Regions from separate parts of the Homo sapiens genome. Here all the other regions are linked to region 4. A link is a loop called in an ENCODE intact Hi-C map of the cell type or tissue named here. Cell type or tissue: psoas muscle. All regions are shown on one strand. Region 1 has its middle 21 kb from the start of TRMO. Region 2 overlaps XPA (XPA, DNA damage recognition and repair factor). Region 3 overlaps TMOD1 (tropomodulin 1). Region 4 overlaps TDRD7 (tudor domain containing 7). Region 5 holds the start of XPA (XPA, DNA damage recognition and repair factor). Region 6 overlaps TSTD2 (thiosulfate sulfurtransferase like domain containing 2).

Region 1 (5,000 bases), 430 kb after region 4:
GCCAGGATGGTCTCGATCTCCCGACCTCGTGATCCGCCCGCCTCGGCCTCCCAAAGTGCTGGGATTACAGGCATGAGCCACCGCACCCGGCCTATTTTCTCATAAATGAAATGCAGAGATTTTCCTGCAATACCAGGGCTAGGATTAGGAAAGAAAGTAGAAGAGAAAGCGTACTAAAAAAAACCCGTGAGCTGGTGACTGCCTGCCCGGGCAGTGAAGGTGGTTCACGGTACTGCACGTGTAACCCCAGAAAAGAAACCCAGATGAGAGGGGGAAGATGTTTTGTGGGGTAACTGAATCCTTTAGGGAGGAGCACTTTGTGATACTTCCCTTAGCAAAACATCATATTGCTTGGTAAAAATAGTCATTTTAATTTTTATGTACGTATTTATTTATTTATTTATTTATTTTGAGACAGAATCTGGCTCTGTCACCCAGGCTGGAGTGCAGTGGCACAATCTCAGCTCACTGCAACCTCCATCTCCCAAGGTCAAATGATCCTCCCACCTCAGCCTCTTGAGCCCAGCCTAAAAAAATATTTCTATAATTAAAAAGACAGGCCAGGCACGGTGGCTCACGCCTGTAATCCCAGCACTTTAGGAGGCCGAGGCAGGCAGACCACTTGAGGCCAGGAGTTCGGTACCAGCCTGGGCAACATGGCAAAACCCTGTCTCTACAAAAAATACAAAAACTACAAAAACTAGCTGGGCATGGTGGCGTGCGCCTGTAGCCCCACTACTCAAGAGGCTGAGGTGAAAAGATAGTTTGAGCCCAGGGGCAGAAGTTGTAGTGAGCTATGACTGAGCCACTGCACGCCAGCCTGGGTAACAGAGAGAGACTCTGTCTCCAAAAAAAAGAAAGAAAGAAAAAATAATTAGCTGGGCATGGTGGCAAACAGTTACTCAGGAGGCTGAGGCAGGAGGATCACTTGAGCCTGGGAGGTCAAGGCTGCAGTGAGCCGTGATTGCACCACTACACTCCAGCCTGGGCAATAGAGCAAGACTGCCTCAAAAAACAAAACAAAACAACAAAAACAGAAGCCATTCATACATTGAATTTTAGGGACCCCCTAGATCCCCCTGAAGTCTGCTTATCTAGCCAGGTAAGCCAGAACAGAGTGGTAGAAAAAGGCTATCAATGAAGAGAAACACAATAAAAATATTACCTAGGTTTATAGGTCATTGAAGAGTTCAGAAGACACTTTCCCAAGCATTATCCTGGCAACAACTCTGTAAGGTCACAGAGCTAGAGGCAGGGTGCAGTGACTTGCCTGAGGTCACGAGCTAGCCCATGGCAGGGCAGAAAGCGCTTGAAGTTTCTGAGGCCAAGCCCAGTGCTCTTCGTATTTCCCATCTTGCTTCCCAGGAGGTTCCATGCAGATCCTGTGGGAATGGGCGTTTCTGCCCTTATTCCCCTGTGCATTCTTCACGAGTGGTTGGATTTCCATGGACTTCATTCTGCCAAAGACTCATGTGCTGAATCATATGGAACTGCTGACCTTCCAATAAACCAGCATGATTTGCTAAGGCGTAGAGCCAGGCTGAGAAGGAAGAGGACTCAGGCCAGACTGGTGGGTTGGAATCCTAGCTGTGCAGCCGAGCAGCTTGAGCACGTTACTCAACCTCCACCCAATGTACGAAAAGCACATAGTCCAGTTCCAAGGACATGATAAAAGTTCAGTAAGTGATGCAGGCTTTCATTTTTATTGAGTCTTCTCTTGCTTTCTCTGGGACTGTAGCATTTTAAAAACCCTACCAACAAGAGGTTGATTCACGTCAACTTCATTTTCTTCTCTCCAAGAAAAAAAGTCACAAACACAGAAACAAAGTCAATGCCTTGTCCGTGTGTGCTCATGGGCTTAATGAGTCACCTGGTTGTGCACAGATCCACATGCTGGAATAATCAATCCCACCCCTGAAGCCAAGCTTACAATTTAAGAAAAAATTAATAAATGCCACTCATCTTTCTAATCTCTTCTCACATGTGACTGACAATCATCAGTCAGCATTGCTTGTACAAGTTACTGTTCTTTAAAGCTGGGGCAGGTGGGCCAAACGCCAAAATTACCTAAACAGCTTGAACTCCTGGTGTTTTCCTCCAAGCCAGTGAAATGGGAATAAAATCTGCTATCAAGGGCTCCCCCTACAGGCACCAAAAAGCAAAGGCTAAAAATTAAGGTGGGTGCCATTTACGCCTAGTAGAGAATTGTTTCTTCTCTTGAAAAAGTTTCTAAGGCAGTCCTGAAACCACAACTTTGCTTGTTGACACAATCCCTTTTCCAAAACTCTGGCCAAAGAGTCTTAAAAATCTAAAGGACCAAGAATCAAGCAACCTCTTCCTCTTGATGTACTCACCTCCCACTTAATAAAGGACCAAATGTGATTTTGATACAAATAGGACACAAAACGACCCTAGAGCTGTAACACTATTTTTGACAGTCATAATTATGGCACTTTTGAGTTTTCTTGTAGCTCATTTCCATCTCATTTTTAGGATTAGTGTGTATTTGTGTGTGTGTGTACATGCGTGTGTGTACATGCACGCACCAAAACAACTTCAATTCCGGACATAAAATCAATGACAGTTTTAAAACCACTTGATGGAAGGTTTGAGGGAACTTTTATCATTTATTTATTTTGTGCTACAAATCAGGTATATTTAATTCTCTGGGTTCGTGGAATGAGCTTGGATGGTTGCCTGCTCTCAAAGGCTAAAAAAAAAAAAAGCTTGGATGGATAAATAAAGTTTCCAAGACATAAAGAAACAGACAGACAGACAGCTTGTTTCAAATTTGTGCTTCTATTTCTCTCTGAGGGATGGAAGTTCACCAACCAGAGATGCACATTTCCTCACAAAGGACACTTGAAGTTGTGCCCACAGAGGCAAATGCTCATATGGAGACTCAAGAAAGCCTGGGGTTCAGAAGAGGCTTGAGATCATGTTATGAGAAACAGCTGAAGAAAACGGGGGTGCTCAGCCTAGGGAAGACCAAGGGGTGGTATGACAGGCTAACTTGGGAGGGCAACCAGCCTGTGTGGCCTCTCTAGTGGGCAGAGCTGTCGGAGGACAGAGTGGATCTCACGTTCAGGAAGAATGTTTTAATAATGAGCACTGCCCATAAAGAATAAGCTGCACAGGTCAGGGGTATATACCTCATTTAGGCAGGGCCTGGAAAGGCCAGATAGTGGGAACATTGAAGAGACTCAGGAACTGGCAGAAAACTGAGCCAGATTATATTTAACATCCTTTTTATTATTTTTGTGGGTTTTTTTTGAGACAGGGTCTCACTCTGTCGCCCAGGCTGGAGTGCAGTGGCACGATCTCGGCTCACTGCAACCTCTGCCTCCCAGGTTCAAGCGATTCTCCTGCCTTAGCCTCCCGAGTAGCTGGGATTACAGGCATGCGCCATTACCACCCAGCTAATTTTTGTATTTTAAGTAGAGGTAGGGTTTCACCATGTTGGCCAGGCTGATCACGAACTCCTGACGTCAAATGATCCACCCGCCTCCGCCTCCCAGAGTGCTGGGATTACAGGCATGAGCCACTGCGCCCAGCCTAAAATCCTTCTTAGCTCTAAAATCCTGAGACTGTATAATAAAACCCCAAACAATTTAATAGTCCTCTTGTTATAAGGCCGTTGGTTACCATCCCCCAGAGTCATTGTTAACATATTAAACAAAACATTTTGTGCTTCAAGCCCTGATGAAGCTTCAAAATAACTTTTCAAAAGAAAAAACAACAAAATCAAACTAAAGTGTAGGCTCTACCAGTGTCAACTTCCTACCTTTAACGTTTACTATAGTTATGTAAGATGGAACCAACCACTGGAAGAAGTTAAATGAAAAGCTGGGTGAAGGGTACACAGGACCTCTACTATTTCTGCAATTTCCTGTGAACCTCTGATTATTTCAAAATAAAAAGCTTTAAAAAATCAAATTAGCCCAGGCACAGTGGCTCATGCCTGTAATCCCAGCACTTTGGGAGGCTGAGGAGGGAGGGTTGCTTGGTACCAGGAGTTCAAGACCAGCCTGGGCAATGAGGCGAGACCCTTGTCTCTACAAAAAAATTTAAAAATAGTGGGGCATGGTGGCATGAGCCTGTAGACCCAGCTACTCAGGAAGGTGAGGTGGGAGGATCCCTTGAGCCTGGGAGGTTAAGGCTGCAGTGAGCTATGATCAGGCTACTGCACTCCAGCCTGGGCAAAAGCATGAGACTCATCTCTAAAAAAAAAATCAAAAACCAAAAATCAAATTAAAGATACCTCCCCAAGAAGTTCTAAGTAACATCAAAGGCAATTACAAATCAGTTTGGTTTAGGAGTACAGTGTCATCAGCCACAAATGACTCTGCACAAGTATCCACAGGCAGCAGAACTCATTTCAAAACTATTCAAGACTATTTCAATCAGCTCATTTCGATCAGCTATTAAGATTTACAATCATGATTAGGAAAGCATGTATCATGTTGACAGGTGTCTAATTTGGTTATGTTGATCATAAATCCTCAGTTATCTGGGAGCACATCATTAAAATCACCTATAGGCAATACATTCTTACAACTGTTTCCTATGTGGTACTACAGAGGATCCATGTATAATTACTGTATTTCTAAAACTATAATACAATAATTTATTTATGTCTTACTTCTTCCATTAACCATGATTGCAACAAGAACTACATCTTGTCATCTTATTTTATCACCAAAACCTAACCCATAGGTTCTCAATAAATAGTTGCAAAGTGAGTATATTAAAAAACAGTAATTATAGGCCAGGCACGGTGGCTCACACCCGTAATCCCAGCACTTTGGGAGGCTGAGGTGGGTGGATCACGAGGTCAGGAATTCGAGACCAGCCTGACCAACATGGTCTCTACTAAAAATACAAAAATTAGCCAGGCATGGTGGCGCACGCCTGTAATCCCAGCTACTCAGGAGGCTGAGGCAGGAGAATTGCTCGAACCTGGGAGGCAGAGATTGCAGTGAGCCGAGATCACGCCACTG
Region 2 (5,000 bases), 220 kb after region 4:
AAAAGCATGTGATGAAATGGATGCCATCATCTTTCAATCTGTTTGTCAAATTACAGGAATTTAGTTACCATTAGATGACACTGACCAAATTACAGAATTAGTATCTAAGAAAGTACAGACAGCCCTCGTTTTAAAAAATATTTCATCACTTTGCAGATACAGGTTTTTAATTAATACTTATTATTTTATCCATGTATTATTATCTGCACCAAAATACCACCTGGAAATGGTTTAAGGAGGCAGCAAAGAGGTAAGAGTTGAGGTGATTTCAGGTAGCTGGAGTTAACAAAAAACCCTAGGCTAGTATATAACTAATCTATCACTCTGTCCTCCCTTTCGCACCTCTTAAAATGCCTTTTCACTACTTTATCTTTCAGGGTTCTCCTTGCTACTACAGAGGAAGGACTGGTGTAAAGCACTGAAAAGATTAAAGGGCCAAATTCATCAGAACTCTTTCCAAATCCTCTCAATACAGCAGTGGCTAATTTTGGGAAGGTTCTTTAATGAAATGCTCTTATATGGCACAGCTTATTACAGGAAACCTCTCTACAAAGCCATGAATGTGTGCCTTACCTTGTGATTCAGGAATTGCTAAGTAACTATATAAAAAGATGTGTATAAGGATGTTGATCATGGAGTTGCTTAACTTCGTGTCAAACAGTGCTTCCATTTTTATTTTAAAAAAAAATTTAAGGATCTTAGGATAGAAAAGAACAGGAAGAGCAAAAATTAAAATGTTGCTGATGATTGTCTCTGAGTAGGAAAATCATGCAATAAGAGCTCTTTGTAATTCTCTTTTCTGCACTGTAACTGAATTACACTTGTAATGACAAAGGAAAAACAAATCCTCACAATGAGAAGGATTACAACAACTTGTGTTCCTCACAACAAGGAAGGCTTACATTCAATTTTTGGTTTTGCTTTTTTGTTTTTAAGACATCTGACCTTATTCACTCTCCAAAACCACTTATGAATCCTAAAAACATGAGCAAAATTATATGGATAGGACGTTCACTTTCAATGAATTAATTTAGTATATATATAAAACCGAATATATACATAAAGTATGTGTTATCTCTACACACTGTACACTACAATGGGACTCTGCATAATTACTGCATGAAGAACATGTATGTTTCCTTTTTTAAGACTCTTTTAGGGATTCTGTGATAGAGCACAAAGTGACCTCTGTGCTCCTGCAGCACCGCACGTTCATCACTATCATGGTACCTAGCACACTTGCACGATTTTAAGTTTCTCTCCTGACAAACTCTGACTCCAGAATTTATGTTAGCACAGTGCCTGGCACATAGCTGACACTTAGTAAATACTGGATGTATTGATGGATGGATGGATGGATGAACATACAGACAGACTTAACAGACATACATACCTGGATGGATAACAGGGACAAATTAATGCAGCGATAGATGGACAAGGGAATGCATGCAAAGACAGATGCATGGATAGAGAAATGACTACTTCATGGAGACTTTCAGTCAAAAAACCCTGCTTCCAGTCCCAACTCTGCCAATAACTATCTACATAACAAGTCACTCCACCTTTCTGGGTCTTTTGGTCATATATAAAATAAAAGTTCCTTCTAGCTGCTGAATTAGATGACTAAGACTTAGGGCATGGCTTTTCATTTTAAGCAATTAGAGGGGATTGTTGGTAGGTGTGTTTTTTATAACACACCTGTTGATCATACTTAAGATTTAATTGATGCCAAATCCTTGACCAGTGATACCACTCCTGATCCTCACATTGTTCCTATATAAAAACATGATTCACTTTAAGATGATGACGTACATGCTTTTCAGAAATGTCGTACTGTGAGGTTTGAGCTTAGTGCCTTGAAGACCAACATACTGAGGGCAAACTGTAAGTCATTTTTTTCAACCTCTAAAAAACACATTCCAATCTATTGGTGACATTAAACAGGAAGAATCTAGCTAAAGGCTTTTTGCAAAATGGTAAAACACAATCCTTCACGATATAAAATGTGGCCATCTACCTTTTACTTTTTTATCAAATTTCTTCTGTTTCATTTTTTCTCGGTTTTCCTGTCGGACTTCCTTTGCTTCTTCTAATGCTTCTTGACTACCCCAAACTTCAAGAGACCTCTTCACAATCTACAACACAAAATCCATATTTAAATAAGTTGTGATTCAGACTTGCGAAATATTATAGTTATAACTGTCAAATCCAAAGGTACCAAAGAATGATCTAACTCAAGTATAAATTTATAAATACTTATTAGAAATTTAAAGATTTTAAATATTAATGATCAGAAACAACTCTAATAAAACATCTATCTAAACCTATGAAACTGTCAGTAAACGTATGCTGAATTAGATTATAAATAGAAAAGTTGTCCTCTGACTGTATTGTCACAGGAATCAAAAGTACACGTGGTCAGTGAGTTTGATCAACTGTGGTGGGCTCACCAAAGAAACAGTTTGTTGACAGATTAGCCACATCAGACCTAAATATGAGGTCATCTCCAAAAATCTCCAACCGCAGGAAATTACCAATTACTACTACTCATCTCCTTCAAGATCAATAATTGTCTCTATCGACTTGACTTCTGATCTGCAGGATATATTTTTTTTTAATTTTGGTACCAAGATGATGTAAAAAGTCTTCATTCTACTTTTAAAACTTTACATTATATACCTTTACTCTTTATAGTATTTACTTAGATTTTAAGAGAATTTACACACTAAGAATTATGCTCAGGATACCTCTCACAATATGTTAAAAGGACCATAATATTAATCAGCATAGCCAAACTCAAATTTAACATAATCAAGTGATACACTCATATTTCGTATATTCTGAGACATCACGTTTTCCGCAATTTAACATCCCTGAAAATGCTGCATCACCAATGCACTTAATGGTACTTTAACAACTGTGAGTCAAAAAGTGGTGCAGAAGAATTGGACTCTGAATGTAAAGTTTAGGAATACCTTCATAAGTCTTTTGCACTTGCATTTTCCCTTTTATGTGTGCAAAAGTCGTGATATATGACAAACTATAATAAAGTCTAATGGCACTATTTCACCAAGTATAAAAAGCATCAAGTGATAAGAAAGCATATGTTGATTTTAATCAGCGGCATTTAAAAATATTTAATGGTACATAAAACAATAGTGAATGTTCTAATCAACAGAATCTTAGTATTTAATGAAATTCAGTACACGTTTTGTTTTACAATATGGCTTCTTAATTTTATTTGGAGATATGGGATTTTCTAGTATAGTATATATTCAAACTGTGCTCTAAAGCAATGCCTCCCAATATTTTAAGCTAACAGCACAAAAAGAATATTACAATATTTGTACCACTCTGAGGTAGATACAAGAGGCTGCTTGTGACTCAAAGAAACTGGCCTGGGCACTAGCAGTCCTAGCCACTAAGTGGATCACCGTCTTGGCACACCTATAACCCATCTGCAGCAAGTGGAGTTGAGACGATCTGCTCTGAGATTATAGAGCTATATGGACACTCGCTAGCATTCCAGATGGGTAGAGTTAGATTTTAGGTATTTATGAAATTCTTGAAATTTTTCTTTTTTTAAAATATTTCTTTTTTGGTGGGAGATGGAGGTGAAAGAGGGTAAGGAAACAGGGCCTGACTCCCATTCCAACCTTTTTTAGTTTCCAAATTGTACTCTTAACATCACCCAATAGCAACAGGTTTCTTTCAAAGTGCCATATTAGAAGCAAAATGAGGCCAGGCGTGGCGGCTCATGCCTGTAATCCCAGCACTTTGCGAGGCCAAAGCAGGAGGATCACTTGAGCCCTGGAGTTCGAGACCAGCCTGGGCAATATGGTAAAACCCCATCTCTACAAAAAATACAAAAAACTAGCCAGGTGCTACTCAGAAGGCTGAGGTGGAAGGATTACCTGAGCCCGGGAGGTCAAGGCTGCAGTGAGCCATGATCTCACCACTGCACTCCAGCCTGAGTGACAGAGTGAGACCTTATTGTTTGAAAAAAGAAAAGAAAAAAGCAAAATGAGAAAACATGTTATTAAATGTCATTATACATGACTGTGAAGCATATGCAAAACTAGGGAAAAGAGTTTTTCCACACTCTGTAAGCAAAAGCCAAACCAATTATGACTAGTTTGTTATTAAGAATTTACCAGAGTGAAAAATAATAAATACAACTTATTAGAGACCTGTAACTTTAAGTAGAGTTTCATATCACCCCATTGTGAATGATGTGGATTCTTCTTCACAATAAATTTAAGAGGTGGCTCTCTTTTTTCTAAATCACAGTCTTTCAGAAGATATTCTTGTTTTGCCTCTGTTTTGGTTATAAGCTTGTGTTTATCATCAGCATCTCTGAAAACAGATTAAGTCCATTATATAAATTAGTTATTTTAAATAAGCTAAGTTTGCAAATAGCCCAGCAACTTAGGGGCACACACAGCAAAAAGGACATATAAAATACTTTTTCCTGCAACTCTCATGGTTAAATTAGCAACATAAGAATTCTAACAGAAAAATACTTTATCTTTTACTTATTCTGGTAAGTTACATTATCTAGAGAAAAAAACATTCCTAGCAAAGGGAACAGCAAGGGAAAAGGCTCTAGGGCAGGGGTGTATTTTGCAAAGAGAGCTTACAGCAAGAGGACCAGTGTAACTAGAAGACCTGAAGTAAGCGATGGTGAGGAGTGGTGGGAGATACAGTCAGAGACAGTCAGGACCTTGCAAGCAATGGTGAAGACAATGGTTAGAAACCACTAGAAGGTTTTGAGCAAAATACTATATGAAAAGGAGACCCTAGGGGTGCGAAAGGGGTAATGGGGGAGAGACCAGTTAGAACACTACTGCGGTGGTCCAGGCAAGAGCTGATGGTGGCCTAGACTAAGGCAGCAGTGGGAGAGGATGAGATGCCGATGAATTCAGGATATGGTGAACCTAGAGCCAAACAGGTTTGGAATTAATACACACAGGAGAGTGGAGACATAGCCAGCGAATGAA
Region 3 (5,000 bases), 130 kb after region 4:
TACAACAAACAGAGCCCCTCCTGCCCCTCCCTGCATCCTCATCATCCTTTAAGCTAACGTCTCCAGCCTGCAACCTCCTGGCTAGTGCTTTCCTCTTCATGGCATTTAACTACTTTGTCACTTGAACAGTGTTGAGCATAACTGTCTTGCCCCCGGGGAAAATGGCAAGGTTAAACATAAGGGGATACAGATACTGCAGGGTAATCTTTCGGGTGGAAACTCTCGTTTATATAGGCAGGAGGTAGGCCAGGAGCTCCCAGACATAGCTGGGGGAAATGTTTCCACCTGGTTAAGACCCTAATCTCATTAAGAAGACTGACTAAACTTTTAACTCTTATCTGAACACCGGAGTAAAGATCTTCAACTGGAGCTTCTGTAAGCAAAGAAAATAGCCGACTTATAACGTGGGACTGTGTGGTCAGCCACTTAGCAGATATCTATGAATGAATCTCCACTACCACAGACCCTCATCAATGAACACTGACAGACTGGAGGGCTGTTGTACAACTCACACATACTGTCCTTTCAAAACAACAGACTTCAGACTCTGTTAACAAACCAATTAGTGCGAGGTTTCACAGTGCTTTCTCAGCAACAGTGCTGGCCCCTGGTCTACAGGGAAAAGTGCCTTATATCTTATCTCCATTCCTTTCCAGTGAGGAAGAGGAGGCTTGCGGACCTGACTGGGCCCATCATTCCCAAGTGCCGGAGTGGTGTCTAGTGTGTGGCGGTGGAGTCCATGCCTTTGAACTGGATGTGTTCTATTGATGACCTGTGCTCTGCAGGGGAAACCAGAAGGCAAAATGCTGGCAGCATGAAACCCTTTTGTGGTTCAGTTCTTTATGCACTAAGGTTTTAGGTTGACTAGTGGTTGTAGTTGAAAATTTTATAAAATACCGTTAATGTGAAGTTTTTCTTTAGTCACAGAAGTTGAATCTGGTTATTATTTAAAAACTAGAAGCCCCCAAACCAGCAGATCTTACTGAAGATGATGTTCCAGCAGCAGCGACTTAGCCCCAGGAGCCCAGTTTCAATGGCCTTGCTGTGTGGTGTTTCAAGTGCATTTAAAATGTGTGACACAGAAACGGCACACTCTTCCACATGCTTTTGAAGTATTATAAAACACTTTATTACAAATTTGTCTTAGCTATTAGCAAATAAAACTGATTATCATTCTTTATTAACCCTCCTTGGAATTTTGAAAACCTCGATTAAAGTTGCCAAATTGATTACTGGATCCAGAACACAATTTTCCCCTCAGAACAGATAGACAGACTGAAGCCACTGAACTCTGCCAGGAGTCAACATGAGATTCCTTTTGCTGGATATGCAGAAATGATAGGAAAAAAACCAATGGTGAAATTTCAAGTTTCAAAAACCAACCTTTCATTACCAATCCCAGGCAACAAACATGTCCCTGAGTGTTCTTTAAGAACATTTGGGATTTATGTACAATTTAATACTGGAGTTAGAACTTTTTCCTTATTGAATGCCAACCTTATGATGGATGTGAAAATCTACGGCCAAATACTTTTGAAAACACCTTTCTATATTGCACAGTGGGCAAATGGCTTATGTGAGGTAAGACACTAGAGGGATAAATTTCCAGATCAACATGGCTATGGTATTTAGTAATGGCCCAGCTTAGAGACTTCAGCTACTGATCTCATCACTTATTAGACAAATTGCTGCTGACCTTACGCCTGTATATTAAGCCTCCGCAGGATGCCGGACAATGGTGAAGAAACTCCAGATATCAAGGAATTGGGAAATCCTGGCCAAACCACCCCAAGATGATTACACTGAAATGTAGTATTAGTACTGCTGCCAGATCTCTTTTTAACATCATGTGCGTCTCTTGGGATCCAGCAAAAGTGTTAAGCCACAATGCCCTTGTGCCTTTTAATATACCACAGTGCCAGTTAAACTAATATTTTTGTTTGTTGCTTTTGGGAGTTATTTTCATTAGTGATTTCAGCAAATCTCATGATAAAGGACAAGGTCAAGAACTCCAGAGCACTGAGCAGAGAGGCTGGTGATGAAAAGGTGAAGGCCTGCGCACTGAACTGTAAGGCAGTGGGCAGTACAGGGTAACTGGAGGCGGGGCCAGGGCCTCAGCGCTATGGAAGAGTGTCCACTGAGGCTGCACATGGCCCAGGAGTGGCACCATGTTGCAGGGACAACCATCCCCATTTGGCTTCTCCTTAAAACACAATTGCAGCTGCATTCTGCATCGCTGAAAACTGCAATATAATATTAAATCTGTTGGTCTATGCATGGCTGCGTATGTGTTTCTTGGAACCTGTGTGACAGGGACATGTGCCTGGCACACTGGCCAGAAGACTGGGCAGCCACCATGGCAGTGCTGGATGACCTCAGTAAGAATGTGTCATGTATTCCAGGTGCTGATCTAAAAACTGTGGCTCAAATGTCACCGAGCTTATATGAAGCTCCCAGAGAGAACATTTAAAAGCTCAGAGAGTAAGTGCTGGGGAAAGCAGAGCTATCAGAGGAAATCTCTCATAGAAACGAAACCAAACCAACAGAAAATGAAGAAGGCCACATCTTTAAGGCCACCTCTGCCTCTATCAGATGAGCTGCTGGTCTAGATCAGGGGCTGGCAAACTTTTCTGTAAAAGGCCAGACAGTAAAAATTTCCGATTTTGCAGGCCACATAGTGTCTGTTGCAACTATTCAACTCTGCCATAGATCATGTGTAAAGGAATGGGTGTGGCTGTTCAATAAACTATACAGTTGACCCTTGAACAATATGGGTTTGAACTGCATGGCTGCACTTATATATGGATTTTTTTCAACCATACAGGTTGAAAATACAGTATTGGCAGGGGGCGAAACCTGCGTACATGGAGGGCTGATTTATCACATACGTGGGTTCTGTAGGGCCCACTGTGGGACTTGAGTATGCATTGGGTTTTTGTATACTCAGGCGTTCTGGAACTATCCTCCATGTATACCAAAGGATGGTTATTTCTACAAAAGCAGGAGGTAAGCCCAATGCACAGCTTGCAGATTCCCCTCAGGCGAGAGACAGAGGTTAAGGGTAGATGGCAGATGACCTAAGTGGCTTGTTTTAGGAGGCCACTCCCAGGGCCACAGCTTTCATGTGTTTGCCACCAGGGTAGAAGGTCTGCTGACAAGGGCAATGACTACTAACAGCCCCAGCTGCATGGAACAGAAAGGGCATATGCTGTGGCCACCAGGCTCAGGCTCTATCCCTCAGCAGCTTTGGGATCCCATGCAGCTCACCTATTTTCTGTGCTCTAGCATCATCCAAATCAGAATGTCTCAGGTAAGTGGTAGACAACGTGACTCCTCCCCTCCCGCTGTGAAGTGTAGACGGCTGCCACGGTGGCAGCGGCCAGAACTGAAGTTCCCGATTTCTCTGTTTCTGCAGTCTTGCCATGCTTTCTCTGTATAGTCACCCCAAACCTACTTTTACCGAGGGCCTGGGAAAATGCCAAAGGTGCTGCTCACATAAGCACTGGCCCATCCTCATCAGCATCAGGCCCTGGCTCTGGGCTCACAGGCTGTCGCACATGCTGCAAGAGTTCCCTAGGTATGCGTGGCCGTCGGGCTGTGCACTCGCATTCCTCTTTAAAGCTGTCTTGCATAGGGCCTGAAACTTTCCTGCTCCCCTTGTCTTGACATGTGACACAACAGGCTGTGAATCCTTGTCCTTGACAGGCAGGGCAGGTCAAAACGAGCTGGCGGCACTGGGGAGTAGAGCAGAGTTTATACTGGTCCCAGCGGGCTCCACAGTATGAACACTCTGGGGAGGAAGGAAAAGCCATCATTATAAACACATACATTCACACACACGTGGACAGGCATTGCTCCCTTTGCTGACTAGAATCTCGTAGATCCTGTGGAACCCGGGGAAGGTTTCCAAATAGTAAGTCTTCTGTCTTCTAGCAACAACAACTAACCACCACCCCCACCACCCAGCTTATTTTTTTGTGGGGGTGACTTCTGGTAACTGTCTGCTTCCAGTATTTACTGACTTTTTTTTTCTTTTTCCCATCTAGAGAACAGGTGGTAACTAGATGGTAATGAAAGTTTCTCTCTCTCACCAGCTATTCCAAAGCTGGCCAACTACCTCCCAACCCCCTTGTTAAGTGGTCTTTTCCTCTTTGATTGTTCCCTTTTCCAGGGGGGACAACACACCTAAATACAGGCGATAACCCACCTACAGTGAACATGCGCAGTCCACACCCCTCTCCCCGAGGCCTGTGTCTCTCCTGCTGTTGCTAGGGCACTTGACCATCTGATTCCTAAAACTCACACCATCTTCTTCACCTGTTTTTCCCTGATGACCTCCTGTTACTATTGATAACATCATTCTTCCTCACTTTTCCTTACCTTGCTTATCTAAGCTACCTCTGAGCCTTCCCTCTCTCCTTCATACTCACACGCAGGTACCCATCGAGTCCAGCCAATATAACCTCTGTAAAATCAAATCTACTCTTTCTACTTGTTTAGAATTTATACTCCATCTAGCTCCAAAACAGATCGAAGTAGTGATCAATAAGAGACAACTCAAAACCACTAAAATGAAAATAAGACCAAGAAAGTAGGAGAGGACAATCAAACGCAAATCTTACTCAAATGTGCATGCCACCTGGGTCCACAGAGAGCTATGAGTTCCTAAAATCATGTGTGCTACGGATTTACTTGGTAGTCTGGTGAAGACTATAGATCCTGGCCTAGAAAAACTTTTTTGAGACAGGGTCTTGCTGTGTCACCCAGGCTGGAGTACAGTGGCATGATTTAAACTCACTGCAACCTCAACCTCCCGGGCTCAAGCAATCCTCCTGCCTCAGCCTCCTGAGTATCTGGTACACACCACCATGCTCAGCTAATTTAAAAAAGTTTTTGTAGAGACATAGTGAGCTATGTTGCCCAGACTGGTCTCAAACTCCAGGGCTCAAGTGATCCTCCTACCTTGGCCTCCAAAAGTGATGGGATTACAGGCATGAGCC
Region 4 (5,000 bases):
AGAAGGGTGACCCTAGTTCCCCACTTCTATAGTCCCTTGTATTTATACAGAGCGCTCTTGGACTGTGAGGGGAATGTATCTAAGATCTTTTGGTTTTCTCTAGATTTTGCAAGCAGGGAAATATGTTTCTATTTCTGCAGCCTCTGTTCCATAATACAAAACCTTATTCCATGTGCCACTATCAGCCGCCAGCCAGTAATCCTGTATGTGTCACTGAGTGCAAATGACCAGTCCCTGAACACAGGCTTAAGTCCATCAGTTACTGGCCACTGAACCCTAGCTACAAGTGGGAGTTAGGAGGTCAGAAAGGGATACTGCTGTTTCTTAGCAGGTTGCTCAATAGGAGAGGCCCTGACCCTCTCCAGAAGTAAGCTCACCCAACCACCCAGCCACCCTTTCCCATTTGCAGAGGCATTTAGGAAACTCCCCAGCTGAATCTACAGAGGCACAAATTTTAAGTAATTTGACTGACTTTAAAAATCTGAAAATTGGAAAATAGTTTGCCAGTTTCTTACGAACACTTAACCATATGACCCCTAAGGCCCACAAGGTGTCTTGTACATACATGTGTGTTGCAGTATTATTATTAATAGCCCCAAACTGGACACAGCCCAAATGTTCACCAACAGGTGGATCATAAAAACAAATTATAGTTTATTCATGTAGTAGAACACTGTTAACAATACAAAGGAATTAACTACTGATATAAATAGTTTCATGGACAAACCTCACAGATTTTGTGCTGAGCAAAAGAAGCCAGGCACAAGAGAGTAATGTATAATTTCATGTAAATGATGTCTAAGAGCAGGTAAAATTCATCTGCAGTGATAGAAATCAGATCAGTGGTTGCCTGGGACAGGAGGTGGAGGGGGGCTAATTGCAAAGGGCAAAAGGAGACTTTTTGGGGTGGTGTAAATGGTCTATATGTTGATTATGGTGATGATTATATGGATGTATACATTGATCAAAGCCCATCAAACTGTATTGTAAACAGGTATCTTTTATTCAGTGTAAATTATACTTGGATAAAGTTTGAAACCTGGAAGAAGCTAAGGACCACAATGGTCACTGGACCAAAGGAGAACACAGGGCTTGGGCACTAGTCCTGAGTCTGCCTGTATTTGGGTGTGTGCCTTTGGTCAAGTCCCTCCATTCCTCTGGGTCTCTAGTTGATAGGAGATAACTATCCCTAAACGTTCCTAGATAAACTTCTGTTTCCTGGCCATTTCACTCCCCCGGCCCTTAGGAAGTTCAACAAAAGCTAAGCTATTTTGAGGCACAGAGATTTCTTATGAAGAGAAGAATCATACGTAAATCCTAATGACACATTAACAGTGTAACAATATTTACAATAAATAATGCAGCTATTCCACAAGGATATCTCCCAGTCTGAAGTCTATAGGGCAGTCACTTTCTTTCCTCCCTCCCTCCTTCTACTTTGGGAATTCAGGCTCTCGTGTCAGATAGAACTGAGTCTCAGCTTTGCCATTTCTAGCTGTGTGGCCTTAGGAAAGTTATTTAACTTCCCTGATTGCTTATCTGTAAATTCAAACACTCCCATCGTGTTGTATATACCTGATACACTTTTTCACTTTTTACTGGAGCCAAGAACAAAACATACAAGTCCTTCTTCTCAAGAAGCTTACATTCTAGTGAGAAGAGAGAGATGACAAGCATACAGTAAACACACAAAACAATTTTAGTACAATGAAGGAAATAACCAATAAAGGAAATAACTATGATAGAAAATAACTCTGAAGCAAGAGATAGGCAGAGTGATGTGATCTCATTTAGATGCTTCAGAAATCATTCTGGGACTGTTGTGGGGGAATGGATTGTATTATAGTAGGGCACAGAAGGAAAGTAATACTGGTTAGGTGGCTGTTGTAATAGCCAGCTACCTTGTAACCTGGATTAGTGAAGATGGAGGTAGTGGAAGAGATTCAGGATATATTTGGAGGTAGAACTGACAGGACACTGACCTGTTGGAAGTGGATGGTAAGCAAAAGAGAAGATTCAAGATAAGCTACTGGGTTTGGGGCTTGAGCAATTGACTAGATATTGGTGCCATTTGTTGAAATTGGGAAGTCAGAGAGAAAAACCATTGTGGAGAACAATTGAGAATTTCATAGGACCTGCTAGGTTTGAGAATAGCTATCAGATGTCACATGGATGAATTTGGAGCTCAGGGAGCAGTTAGGACTGGAGATGTGTCAGGTTGGGAGGCATCAGCATATAGGTGCTATGTGAAATCACAGGACAAGATGAGATCCCCTAGAGAGAGAATACACGTAGAGAGGAGGAGGGGCCTGGGCCCAGGTCCTGAAACCCTTCAGTATTTACATGGAGGCATAAGGGGAGCAGAAAAGCCTGTAAAGATGGCCAAAGAAGAAAAACCAAGAGAGTGGTGTCACAGAAGCCAGAAAAAGAAAGCGTCTCATAAAGAAGGGAGTGACCAGCCTCGTCATTGCTGCTGAGAATTATGGGCTGGATGTGAAGAATAAAAAAGGTAGCTCGGTATTTTGTGCAGTAGCAAGCTCTTGGGACAGCGGTGATTGTAGCAATCCGGGCCTGAACTTGTTCCCCACATCCCCTTGAAGCTGACAGAGATGATTTCTCCCTTTATTTGGAGAAACCCCAGCTACTTAGCACCAGTCTTGCTTCGCTTGAATTGAACTTTGTCTGGTGGTAAGTACTGATTCCTTCCTTGCTTTCCCTGTCAGATCCTTGGTGAGTAGGAGAAACAGGAGATGTGGTCACCCGCTGAGGCTGGTGCCAGTTTGGCCTGACCCAGGCCCACATCCCAGGGGAGTCTGCTGGGTGATAGGTAGTGCTGGGAGACCTTTGGCCACTTGATGGTGCCAGAGAACCAGGAATGGACTGGGGCCTTATGCCAGATTATGTGACTACTGGCCCTGATCCCAGGACATTAGAGAGAGAGAGACTACTGAGCCCTCACAGAGCAAAGGACACAGAGCAGAGTGTGGTGAGAGTCACACTGGCCAATGCATGGACAAGTGTTTTATAAACTGCAGTTGCCATACAAACATGTATGATTAAAAACAAGAAAAGAAGCTACAAACAGTTCAGAAACACTTTCTTTTGAGGCTTTGGAGCAGTTATTCTTTAATCTGTTCTTGTGCTAAGAATACATTCTGAATTTCCCAGGAGTCATGATTTCACATGCTATGTCCTATTGTCAGACCACGTTACCTCCATTTTGGGCCTGGGAAGAACAGAATCTAAGTTGTAGGTGGTGATAGCTATTAAAGGAAATGAAAGCTGCCTGACTCCTGAGGCCTATGAGAAGCAAAAGCAGGTGCTAATTTAGGATTGGAGAAATAGACTTGTGCACTTAAATGGCCAGCTGCCTGACATGCAGCCCTACCAGCGATCTAGGCCTAAGTCAGTGTTGAGTCAGATGTGGATTCTAAGAGATGGTCTTTCTGATACAAGGTAGACAGGCCCCACAGGCCCGCTTATCACATGGCCAAGGAAAGGAGTTAGTGGTGTCTTCTGCTTTTTTCCCTTAGATTCTCTGCTGGGAAGGGTTTTTGTTTCGTGTGTTTAGTACCATAATCTAGGTACTAAGAAGCTGGCCTGTGGACTTTATTTTCAGGGAGGCAGTGAAAGGAACCTACCTCATGTTACTTGGTATTAAGGCCAAGACTTTGCCCTGGTGTTTGTTGTTTTGTTTGCTTTGTTTCTTTCAATAACCATCATCTCCTTTAATTAGAGATGCATATTAGGTTTTCAACATTTCCCTTAGATTCTTAGTTATTCTAAACCATAGCTTAATGTTTCTAGATTTTTATTTTTCTCAAAAAAAGGCTTTGTGTTTATATAATCCTTTTAAACTGAAGATTCTATAAATATTCTTAAAAATAATATCCAGGCTCTTAACAGTCTGTGCTAATGGTGAGGAAAAGTTGTTCAGGTTTCTGCAAACACAGACCTCTGTTCAGCAGACTTAGGGCCTTTTGCTGAGCTGAAAGAAGACCTAACCCAGCTTCACACCCTTGAAAAAAATAGGTACGCCTGTTTTTTAGTTTAGAATTCCATGTTGTTCAGCAGTGATACCATTGTTGTCATTGATGAAGCATCTCGGTCCCTGGAAGCACAGTAGCTGAGAATAGCCATCACAAATGCTGCTTTGGGGATTTAGAATCTGATAAATACCACAAGGATGATGCCTGCCATAGAAACAAATACTGCTGTCCAGGGAACGGGTGGAAATGTGTAACTCAAAAAAGAATAAGCTGATATAGGCATTATGATATTAATGAAAGCACCAAAGGGGAGGGGAGCAGAGTTGGCAGAACCAGGTAGATAGGCTGCTGAAAGACTGGCGACAGCAAGGTGGCAGGGCTGAGCAGTCTTGTTCTTCCCATTGAAGGGGTAGGGTGAGGTAGAAGACTGGGACCTGGAACTAGGACCCCTGGTTTCCTTGGTCTCAGCTCCAGCCTTTCTCTTCTGTGGTAAGTCAGGGGCACCTCCCCAGCTTTTTCCAGGTGCCACTCTGCCACTCAGCTTGCTGATCATGGAATAAGATTGAGCCAATTAAGTGTATCAAATGAATTTTTTAAAGAGAGGATAAAGAACTAAACATTCTGTGTTTTTAATCATTAGGTATGCTATGTTGACTATGGTTTTAGTGAAAATGTTGAAAAAAGCAAAGCATACAAATTAAACCCGAAGTTTTGTTCACTCTCATTTCAAGCTACAAAATGTAAGCTTGCAGGTAAGAGGAACTTTTTAAAAAACTCTCTCCATTTCAATAGGCTATTACCACTGTACATTTGGATAGTTGAATCCTAAAATGGACTAAGTATCTCATGTTATAATGTGTTACTTCTTGAAAGGTTTAAATTCATGTCGAATGTATTCTTTATAAGATACCATTATAAAAATGTTATGTTTTTATATTTTGTGTTATATATAAAAACGTATTATAATTTCTTATAAAAATTTCAGCCATCTTAAAGGGATTTTTCTTGTTC
Region 5 (5,000 bases), 230 kb after region 4:
GTAAAATTCAGATGAGTACATTTTACAGTATGTTACACCTCCATTTATTAAGACAGATTAATATGTTTTATTCTGCTACAGTCACTCCCCTTCTCTGGCCTCAATTTCTCCCTCTATTAAATGAAAGGATTAGATTATAAACTTGTTTCCACTGTTAACAGCAATTCTCACACTATAATGCCTGTTCATCTCTCTGTATCCCTTCATTAGACTGAGTGCCTTTACTTGTATACTTCTGACAAATAGTAAACATTCCATGAGTACCAACTGGATGGATAGAAATGAATGAACCTACCAGAATATGTAATATAAATAGCAAAGTAAATGAATGGAATGACAGTAAACACAATGAGAATTAAGAAGAGGGAAAGCTGGAGTAGTCGAGCCCATGACTTGAGCAGGATCCTAAACAATGCTAACTCATGCCCAAAACAAAGTCCGATTTCTCTCTGCTGCTATGCCTTGCTGTTTCCCCAGGACCTTAGCACCACTCTTCGTATTCTAAGCAAGTTTTTTCAGTCTTTCATGGCATATGTCATGGCACACAGAGAAAAAGAAAATTGTATAGTACCATGAAATAAAAGTGTCACAAAGATAAAAATCTCAGCACTTACCTAACTCTTGAAACATGGTGGGTTGTACACAATGCTACAATACAGTTCAGTTCTTGGGGAACTGCCTAAGAAATCTTAAAGAATGTTCATTCTACCTTGCTTTCCATGATCAAAAGTTTAATTTAATGTCAGTTTTTGCTATTTTGCACCTTCCGTTCCACAGCCATGTCGTAGACCTGGAAACCTTTATGGAATCATGACTATGAATTAATCAGTGCAAATGAACTTTCTGTCTGACTCTAGCGTGCCTCAAGTTTAGAAAGGAATAAAAGGTAACCACTATAAAGTAGAAAGGATGAGACCAGTACCATCAAAAGTAGCTGGAATTTGCAGTTTCGGTGTTAGTATGAACATCAAGACATGCTGCCAGCCTCAGACTCTTCTCACTCTCACTACATCTGGCTGATAAAAAAGAGTAATACAGCTCTAAACTGTGCTCGACAAAGGGCAGTATAGAGCTTTAGGAACACATGTACTTCATGTTATAGAGGCAGCCCTGAAGAACTGCCTGTCAACCAAACTATATTTTAAGTATCCTGTTAAAGATTATTAGTTGACCCCAGTGGCAAATTCTATAAGAGAATAATCTGCAATGAGAGATCAGTCCTTAATTTACTTCAATCAATAAACACGTTTTGAGCAACTAGTTTTTGCCAAGAAATCGCAGAGGTCACATGTCCAAGAAATAGACTCATGGAATCTATGGATTAGAATCTTAAAGGTTTACTATCCAGTCCCTTCTTCTGATTGCTGAGTAGGAGATTCTGATTGCTGAATCTCCTCTCCTCCACATAAGTAAGCGTTCTTCCAGTTCCTATTTGAGCGCTTCTAGTAACGGGAAGCTCATGAGAAGCAATCCATTGCACTTTTGGCAACTCTAATTGTTGAAAGCTCTCCCTAACAAACACCAAGATCTGCCTCTTCCATCAACTAGTTCTAGGTATAGAGGCCAGAATCAAGAACTAGTCTAACTCCTCTTTCCGGGACAGCTGAGGCCCTGACACCTGGCAGTGGCTGACACCTCCCGGCCGGGGCGGCTGCATCCCTAAACGAAAAATCGAAGCTGCCAGCAGCCGAGGTGCAGCGAAGAAGGCCCGGGGCTGGGGGTCAGGAGGCCCGCGTGCGACAGAGGAACGCTCTGTGGTCGTGGACAGGACGCTTTGACAAGGCGGCTGGCTGGGCGGATTCCCTCTCCGACTCGGGGAGAATCTGCACACATACGCCAGCGGAGTTGACGCGACCCCCGGGCCCCGGGACTCGGCTTGCACGAGCCAGTCTGGGGACCGGGGAGGCGGGGAGAGGGAAGGGGAAAGCGCGGACGCGGCCCAAACCTCCAGTAGCCGCAGCCGCCGTCGCCGAGTAGGGCCGGGCAGCCAGCCGGGCCTGGCGCAGCATCAGTGCCCGCTGCCGCTTCCGCTCGATACTCGCCCGCACCGAGGCAGGCAGCTCCGCGGGTTGCTCTAAAGCCGCCGCCTCCGGCAAAGCCCCGTCGGCCGCCGCCATCTCTGGCCCACTCCGAGGACCTAGCTCCCAGCTCCACGCACGCGCACTGCACGCCGAGGCGAGCCAGCCGCCCTGCACCGCCTCTGCGCTCCCCGCACCCAGCGGCCTTTCTGAGTGAGAGCGCCTGCGCAGTTAAGGGGCTCGGGGTGGCCTGCCCGGGCGCTGGGCGGAGTCTGGGTATGCGCGGACACGGAGTACCCGCCTAACTACCTGCTCTCTTGTCATCCGGGAGAAGGGTCCGTGCTGAGATCATATCTCACGACCTGGTCACCTTTAAAATAGGTCTCGCTTGGTGATTCAGAGTATAGGCTTTGGAGTCAGGCCTGGGTTAAGTCTGAGCTCTTGACAGTTAAAGTCTGTGTGACCTTGGGCAAGTTATTTAACCAGAGTTCAGTTTCTTCAGTGGTAAAATGAGGATAATTATGGAACCATTTACCGAGTCTTTGGGAGGATTAGATTGCCAGGACAATAACCTGGCACGTAGAAGACCTCAAAAAATGGTAACAGTGAGTAGTAGTAGTGCCAGTCATAGAGCCCAACAGATGATAGTCCTGATTTTATGTTGGATACACGGCCTAGAGACACAGCCTTAGATTTAAAATGAGAAGACCTGGGTTGAAACTCCCAGTTAACTTGCTGTGTGACCTCAGGCAAATGCAGGACTTGCTCCAAGGCTGATATGCATAAGGTTGGCTATCTTTCCCATGGAATATTCCTTCAGTGAGGATGAGCTACTGCCAGGTAGACAGTGGGTTTGGATCTGGGCCAAATATCCTGACTTCCCAAAAGTGTGGCTAGTGTAACAAAAGAAACATAGCAGGCTTTCCCAAAAATGTATGCTTTCCCTTTGTTACAAATAATGCTTAATTGAAACCAGAAAACATTAACTTCTAATTACTACATGTACCATTTAGGACTGGCTTTTAGAAAGACAACCTCACACACTGATGTTTCCCACTAATGTTCAATGGTTAACCTTTCAGAAACACAATTCAGTGTTCTAATTTATCGGTCATATATACATAAAGCTGCAAAACCTCGTATAAAGCAGTTACCTGCTGAAATCTTAGGTTGAATTGGAGATAGAATCTCAAGCCATCCCCATCTCCCTTCCCCTCAGATCCTTCTTTCTCCCTACCCATCAATCTTGCCCAGGTGAAACTATTTCAAATTCCATAACATCAAAAGCACAAGCAACAAAAGAAAAAAAGCTGGACTTCATTAAAATTAAAAACTAGGCTGGGCACAGTGGTTCACACCTGTAATCTCAACAGTTTGGGAGGCCAAGGCAGGAGGATGACTTGAGGTCATGAGTTCAAGACAAGCTGAGGCAACACAGTGAGACCCTGTCACTATTAAAAAATAATAATAATTGGCAAGGTGCAGTGGCTCATGTCTGTAATCCCAGCCCTTTGGGAGGCCAACACAGGAGGATTGCTTGAGACCAGGAGTTCAAGACCAACCTGGGCAATGTAACAAGAACCCATCTCAGGAGGTCAAGGCTGCAGTGAGCTGTGATGGCACCACTACACTCCAGCCTGGGCAACACAATAACATCTTGTCTCAAAAAAAAATTAAAGTCGTCGGCAAAGCCTGAGTCCTGTCCTCTCACTCTCCTCCCTGGACAGCATAAGCTTCACCACTCGCTCCACCTTCTCCACCAACTACCGGTCCCTGGGTTCTGTCCAGGCACCCAGCTACGGTGTCCGGCTGGTCAGCAGCATAGCCAGCGTCTGTACAGGCACGGGGGCTCTGGTTCCCGGATCTCCATGTCCCGCTCCACCAGCTACCTGAGCAGCATGGGTTCCGGGGGCCTGGCCGCGGGGATGGCCAGGGGTCTGGCAGGAATGAGAGGCATCCAGAACAAGAAGGAGACCGTGCAAAACCTGAACAACTGCCTGGCCTCCTACCTGGACAGAATGAGGAGCCTGGAGGCCAAGAACTGGAAGCTGGAGAGTAAAATCCAGGAGCACCTGTAGAAGAAGGGACCCCAGGTCAGAGATGAGCCATTACTTCAAGACCATTGAGGGCCTGAGGACTCAGATCTTCACAAATACTGTGGACAATGCCTGCATTGTTCTGCAGATTGACAATGCTGGTCTTGCTGCTGATGACTTTAGAGTCAAGTATGAGACAGAGCTGGCCATGCGCCAGTCTGTGGAGAGCCACATCCATGGGCTCCGGAGGTCACTGATGACACCAGTGTCACTCGGCTGCAGCTGGAGACAGAGATCGAAGCTCTCAAGGAGGAGCTGCTCTTCATGAAGAAGAACCACGAAGAGGAAGTAAAAGTGTTGTACCCGAGCGAGTTAAAAAAACGCCACACTTTGAGATGAATTAAGAGTCCTTTATTAGCCGGCGACCGAGAGACGGCTAACGCTCAAAATTCTCTCGGCCCCGAGGAAGGGGCTTGATTAACTTTTATACCTTGGTTTAGAAAGGGGGGGTCGTCTAGTTAAAACAATTTTACAGAAGTTAAGTAGTCAAAAAGTTAAAAGGATAAATGGTTACAGGAAAGTAAACAGTTCCAGATGCAGGGGCTTTAAGACTATTACAAGGTTATAGATGCAGGGCTTTGGGCGTTATCAAACAGATGAATTCTTGGGGACTGTGGATATAGCTTGCCACAGTATCTTATCAGTTAATTGCATTCTTGGATGTGCTGGGAGTCAGCTTGCACAAGTTAAGTCCTTGAGGAAGGGGCTGCCAGTGAAAGAGCCAAGATGGAGTTTGTCTGGTTCTCTTAGCTAAGGGAGAGTCTGTTCAGGTGGAAACAAGCCTAGGTGAAAAAGGAAAAATGAGGTTGGGCATTACAAAAGGCCTACAAGCCTAGATTGCCAGCTCTGGGTTGACCATGGAGGTAGATGCCCCCAGTCTCGGGAC
Region 6 (5,000 bases), 150 kb after region 4:
AGGCACTCAATACGATTTGTTGAATAAATGAATATGCATCCATATCTGGGGCTCTTTGGCATCTCAAGTCCCATATTCTCTTTGAAATGCTCCCCTGGTTAGGGGACATTAGAGCCTGGGGTAAAGCCCCAGCCTTAAGAGGCAGTGTTCTGGGGGCCCTGCAGAGTTGGTTGTTTTCGTACTACAAAATCCTGTGGATGAGTTTAAAGATGGATCATCTTTAAAGGGAACTGAGCTCTCTAAAGAAAAGTGCTAGCAAGGGCAGCACATGTGGCATCATGGCACTGTCTGGAAAAAGAGATGATTTAATTCAAGGTCCTATATTGTTCTAGTCATATAACACTGATATATACCAGTACTTCATAATTTGAAAATTTTTAATGGCTGTCCTTTTTTAGGGTCCAGAGAAGACACATCAGTTGATGCCTCACTTGATCAATTCTTTTTTTTTTTTTTTTTTTGAGACAGAGTCTCGCTGTGTCGCCCAGACTGCAGTGCAGTGGTGCAATCTCGGCTCACTGCAAGCTCCGCCTCCCAGGTTCACACCATTCTCCTGCCTCGGCCTCCCAAGTAGCTGGGACTACAGGTGCCCGCCACCACGCCCGGCTAATTTTTCATATTTTTAGTAGAGACGGGGTTTCACCGTGTTAGCCAGGATGGTCTCAATCTCCTGACCTTGTGACCTGCCTGCCTCGGCCTTCCAAAGTGCTGGGATTACAGGCATGAACCATCGCACCCAGCCCTACCTGATCAACTCTTTAGGGTATGGATATAAAACAAGATTCATGGCACAAGCCAATGCCAACTCATTGGAAGTGGTATATAATTTTAAACTTTGAAAGAACATAAAAGACACAAACATATGCATGTGTGTAATATGATCAGAGAATATTTTAGGAAAATAAAAACCATCGATAACCCTACATGCCTAGATAATCCTTACTAACATTTTGGTATACACAACCTTCCATGTTTATACATGCACTTCTGGTTTTGTCATGAACATGCATTCTATATTCTCCAAATATCTACTGAGGGTCTACTACATGCTAAGCTCTGTTCCAGCACTGAGAATACATCAATTAAGACCAAAATTCCTGTCCTCATGAAGCTTATAAATGAAGATTATACTTTCAGATAGTAATAAATTCTTTGAAAAGCAGAAAGGGATAGAACGTGACAAGATCTGGAGAGGACTACTTCAGACTGCAGCTCTAAGGAGACAATATGTGAGCCGAGATCTGAAGTGGGGTATGCGCCATGTGAAGGTGCAGGGAAGAGCACTCTAGAGAGGAAGGAAACAGCAAATGTCAATACCCTGAGCTGGTAAATGACCCTGGCAGGTTCTAGAAAATTAAGAAGCTTGGAATCACACCTCTACGTATAGTACTGTAAAATGTTTTCCAGAGTTCCATGACAAAGATTCCGGGTCACATCCAGACTCCTTGAGAAACAGTGCTGCAGTCTAGTGAAGCCAGTTCTGGGCATGGGAGAGGGAAGCAGGAAGCCTGTGACATCTCTGCTACACAGGCTACTGTCCCCACTACCAACTTATAGTGGACTACATAGAAAAATAGAGCCCAATCAGTGTAAGAGTCAGAAAACCCACTCCAAAAGAGTTTCTGACTACAGCAGGTAGGATGAAGTATGTATGTCTAAGTACCTCTCTTGGGGTAGGCTAGTAGATTCTTTTCTAATTTATTTTAATCTCAGAACCCAAAGAGAAGACAAGCACATCTGCTCCCTATATAGCTAGGGCAGAGCATGCTCTAAACTCGTGCACTAGACTTTGAACCCCCAGGATTCTCTAACAGAAATCCTTCAAAGCTCCTTAGTGAGGAAGGCCTTGTAAGAAACTGAGAAGAACAATCATTAGCATTTATTCAGCACTTGCTATGAGACAGAAGCATTACATTATAATCCTGAAAGGCAGATATCATAATCCCCGTTTTACAGAAAAGGAAACAAAAGCTCAGAGAAATCAAGTAACTTGCCCAGTGGTATAGCTGATAGCTGGTAAATCTGGGATTCAAAACCAGATCTTACTAGCTCCCAATCTTATAACTTTTCCTTTCCAAAGCCTTCAATGTATCCCCTCAAATTTTTTGAGGCAATAAAGAATACACAGCAATAGAGTAGAGGCTTTTTTCCCATAATTCTACAACTGTCAGGTTCTTCTCTTTCCCTACTTAGGCACTGATATTTTGCCAAATCTCCAAACACAAAACTCTCATTAAACTGGGCATGTATCCTTGACACCTAGGAATTTATATCCAAGATCTAGGCAAGTGCTGCCACCTTGTGGGTAAGATCCCTCATTGCTAATTTAGCACTTGGGTTGGGCCAAGAAAAATGATCTGCCTCTAAACCAAGAGGCTGTTTTCAAACCTTGTACATTCAGGTTTACTGTGAGAGTATCCATCTTTCAGGGTGTGGAAGTTTTCTGAATAGGAATGGTGATGAAAGTATTAAATATTATTTATTTATTTACACCAGGAATTGTGCTAGGAATTAGGGATACAGTGCTTGAAAAAAATATAGCTTTTCCCCTTTAGGAGCTTACAGACTATGGGAGGTCACAGATATTAAAATAAAAGTTACAAATGGACAAATGTTATGAAAAACAATTACAAGATGCCATGAGAGAGTGCACTGGGAAAAATGAATTTAGATTGACAGGAAAGGTCTCTTTGAGGAAGTGTCATGAAAATTGAAAACTAAGCTTGAGTAAAAATCAGACTGGAGCAGCAGAGTGGGTGTAGGAGAGTTCCTTGAAGATAGTTTGCTTGTAAGAAGGCCCAAGGAGAGAAAAGAACTCGGTGGGTTCCAAAAAACTGAAAGACCATGTTGCTGGAGTATAATGAGCAAAGAACAGTATCAGACGAGAGGAAAAGGTAAGAAGGGGCCAACTCACGCAGGAACCTAAGGGCATTTTTAAGGCACTGGATTTCCTCCATATGCACCAGAAGTGGCAGCCACTGAAAGAGTTTGAGGAGGGAGTGATGTGATTTGATTCACCTTTTAGGATCATTATGGCTGTGTGGAGAATGGATTAAGTGGCAGGCAGGGATGGCAAGCTGAAGAGTAATTTGAAAGCTACTGAATGGACTGGGTAAGAGAGGGTGGTGGTTTGGTCTAAAGTGGTGAGTGTGGAAGAGAGAAGGGAACGGAATTAAGGAATATTTGAAGAGGTGGAAATGGCAGGCCTTGGTGATGAACTGAATGAGGTAAATGAAGTCATTATCTGTTGGAAAACATGGATGTGAAAAATATCACTGATCAATTCAGACCTGGGTCATATGTTGGGAAAGATGAAACAAGGCAGCACAGTGTCATAACCAGAGGGGGTTTTGGGGGAAACTAGTTCACTTCCTTTCGATTTAAATTTTGAAAATCATATAAAATACATAGACATATGCATGTGTATAATGTAATCAGAGAATATTTTAGGAAAATAAAAACCATCGATAATCCTACATGCCTAGATAATCCTTACTAACATTTTGGTATACACAACCTTCCATGTTTATACATGCACTTCTGGTTTTGTCATGAACATGCATTCATTCCTTCATTCTATATTCTCCAAATATCTACTGAGGGTCTACTACATGCTAAGCTCTGTTCCAGCACTGAGAATACATCAATTAAGACCAAAGTTACTGTCCTCATGAAGCTTATAAATGAAGATTATACTTTCAGATAGTAATAAATCCTTTGAAAAGCAGAAAGGGATAGAATGTGATGAGATCTGGAGAGGACTACTTCAGACTGCAGCTCTAAGGAGACAATATGTGAGCCGAGATCTGAAGTGGGGTATGCGCCATGTGAAGGTGCAGGGAAGAGCACTCTAGAGAGGAAGGAAACAGCAAATGTCAATACCCTGAGCTGGTAAATGACCCTGGCAGGTTCCAGAAAATTAAGAAGCAACTTGGAATCACACCTCTATGTTCTATAAAATGTTTTTCCAATTAATATATCACAAACATTTCCCTATACCAGGGTCGGCATATTATCCTTGCTTTTGCATATAGTTTTATTCAAACACAGCCATCCAATTCTTTTACATTATTATCTATAGTTGCTCTCATGCTATAACAAAACTGAATAGTTTTTTGTGCAACACCTAAAATTATCTACTATCTGGTTCTTCAAGAAAAAGTTTGCTGACTCCTGGTTTATGCCAGTAAATATTCTTATAAAATACCATGTTAATGGCTGCCTAATATTCTACTTAAATGCTCAGCAGAATTTCCCTAACTTTTAAGAACTCAACAGTGAATCTTTTTTATAATGAGCACAGCATTTGCAATCCAAGGTTGGCAGGCAAGATGGACCCAGTGAAGGAAGGAATATAGGAGAAGGTGTTACCTTGCCTGTGAGGTGCAGGTGCTGACACAGAGCTGTCTGCCAGGCACAGATCCATTGGGGATCCTCCAGGTCATGGTAGCAGTAATAAAGGAGCACCTCCCCTTCTTCACTGCCCTGGCCACTATAAAATGAAAATCCAAGGCAAAGAGCATTTGAGTCGCTGGCATAAAGAAGTCACAATTCATAAAATACACCCAGGCAGTCTGAGGGAAGGCTAAGATGAGGACACTCATGCCTGTCTTTGCTGTGATGATTGTTCTCCTCCTGAAATGAGAAGCAACTTCTTTTTATATTTGCTCTACAGAAGACAGTATCTGCACTGAACTTACTTTACAAAAAGTGAGTTTACTTTGATCCCTCATTTAATGGTCACATCCAAGAGACAGGTATTAGTAACTCCAATTCATAGAAAAGTTAGAAATTTGGTTCCATTCTGGCCTATCCTCTCACATAAAGCAGTATCTGTATGAATCATCATACAAAAAAGTTTCACTTCCATTTATTCTTATAACCCTCTTTCTATGATGCAGGTTATTATTATCCCCATTTAACAGCTGAATAAATTGAGGCCAATTCCTCCCAAGTCAGACAGCCAGAAAGTGATAGTAAGGACCTAAACGCCAGTCTTC

Evidence for each region. Peaks named below come from ENCODE experiments on the same cell type or tissue, not always from the same donor. Only the 100,000 strongest peaks of a DNase experiment are listed, where the experiment ranks them.
Region 1: it touches region 4 in a loop (3.0-fold over the local background); 11 of 110 quality-filtered maps call a loop at or near these places.
Region 2: it touches region 4 in a loop (2.5-fold over the local background); 3 of 110 quality-filtered maps call a loop at or near these places.
Region 3: it touches region 4 in a loop (4-fold over the local background); 104 of 110 quality-filtered maps call a loop at or near these places.
Region 5: a loop joins it to region 4, with 2.4 times the contacts of the local background. A loop is called at or near these places in 4 of 110 quality-filtered maps.
Region 6: it touches region 4 in a loop (11-fold over the local background); 97 of 110 quality-filtered maps call a loop at or near these places.

What each region holds. Positions count from the first base shown.
Region 1 is chr9:97,899,046-97,904,045 of GRCh38, forward strand. It overlaps a transcript of TRMO not described here. Among named protein-coding and RNA genes, the nearest start is that of TRMO, 21 kb to the right of the region's middle. In psoas muscle, a CTCF peak has its summit at 2,137 (motif pointing left); no DNase peak of the experiment used is centred here.
Region 2 is chr9:97,682,906-97,687,905 of GRCh38, forward strand. It overlaps XPA (XPA, DNA damage recognition and repair factor), which reads right to left. Exons shown (of 6, transcript NM_000380.4): 4 at 4,191-4,356; 5 at 2,018-2,135. Among named protein-coding and RNA genes, the nearest start is that of XPA, 12 kb to the right of the region's middle. In psoas muscle, no CTCF peak of the experiment used is centred here; no DNase peak of the experiment used is centred here.
Region 3 is chr9:97,598,978-97,603,977 of GRCh38, forward strand. TMOD1 (tropomodulin 1) reads left to right here. Exons shown (of 10, transcript NM_003275.4): 10 at 657-2,766. The coding sequence ends at 721. TSTD2 (thiosulfate sulfurtransferase like domain containing 2) reads right to left here. Exons shown (of 10, transcript NM_139246.5): 10 at 1,103-3,790. The coding sequence ends at 3,492. Among named protein-coding and RNA genes, the nearest start is that of TSTD2, 32 kb to the right of the region's middle. In psoas muscle, no CTCF peak of the experiment used is centred here; a DNase peak (open chromatin) is centred at 2,344; H3K4me3 peaks cover 540 bases; H3K27ac peaks cover 4,919 bases.
Region 4 is chr9:97,465,929-97,470,928 of GRCh38, forward strand. It overlaps TDRD7 (tudor domain containing 7), which reads left to right. Exons shown (of 17, transcript NM_014290.3): 9 at 4,630-4,741. Among named protein-coding and RNA genes, the nearest start is that of TMOD1, 33 kb to the right of the region's middle. RefSeq lists an enhancer at 2,697-2,756. In psoas muscle, CTCF peaks have their summits at 2,851 (motif pointing right) and 4,343; a DNase peak (open chromatin) is centred at 2,853; H3K27ac peaks cover 1,647 bases.
Region 5 is chr9:97,695,176-97,700,175 of GRCh38, forward strand. XPA (XPA, DNA damage recognition and repair factor) reads right to left here and starts at 2,165. Exons shown (of 6, transcript NM_000380.4): 1 at 1,946-2,165. The coding sequence starts at 2,117. It overlaps PTCSC2 (papillary thyroid carcinoma susceptibility candidate 2), which reads right to left. Exons shown (of 11, transcript NR_147055.1): 11 at 4,450-4,896. It also overlaps the pseudogene KRT18P13. RefSeq lists enhancers at 1,557-1,616, 1,627-1,676 and a silencer at 2,227-2,326. In psoas muscle, no CTCF peak of the experiment used is centred here; DNase peaks (open chromatin) are centred at 2,196 and 3,936; H3K4me3 peaks cover 2,826 bases; H3K27ac peaks cover 2,900 bases.
Region 6 is chr9:97,613,386-97,618,385 of GRCh38, forward strand. It overlaps TSTD2 (thiosulfate sulfurtransferase like domain containing 2), which reads right to left. Exons shown (of 10, transcript NM_139246.5): 4 at 4,372-4,492. Among named protein-coding and RNA genes, the nearest start is that of TSTD2, 17 kb to the right of the region's middle. In psoas muscle, a CTCF peak has its summit at 2,300 (motif pointing left); no DNase peak of the experiment used is centred here; H3K27ac peaks cover 249 bases.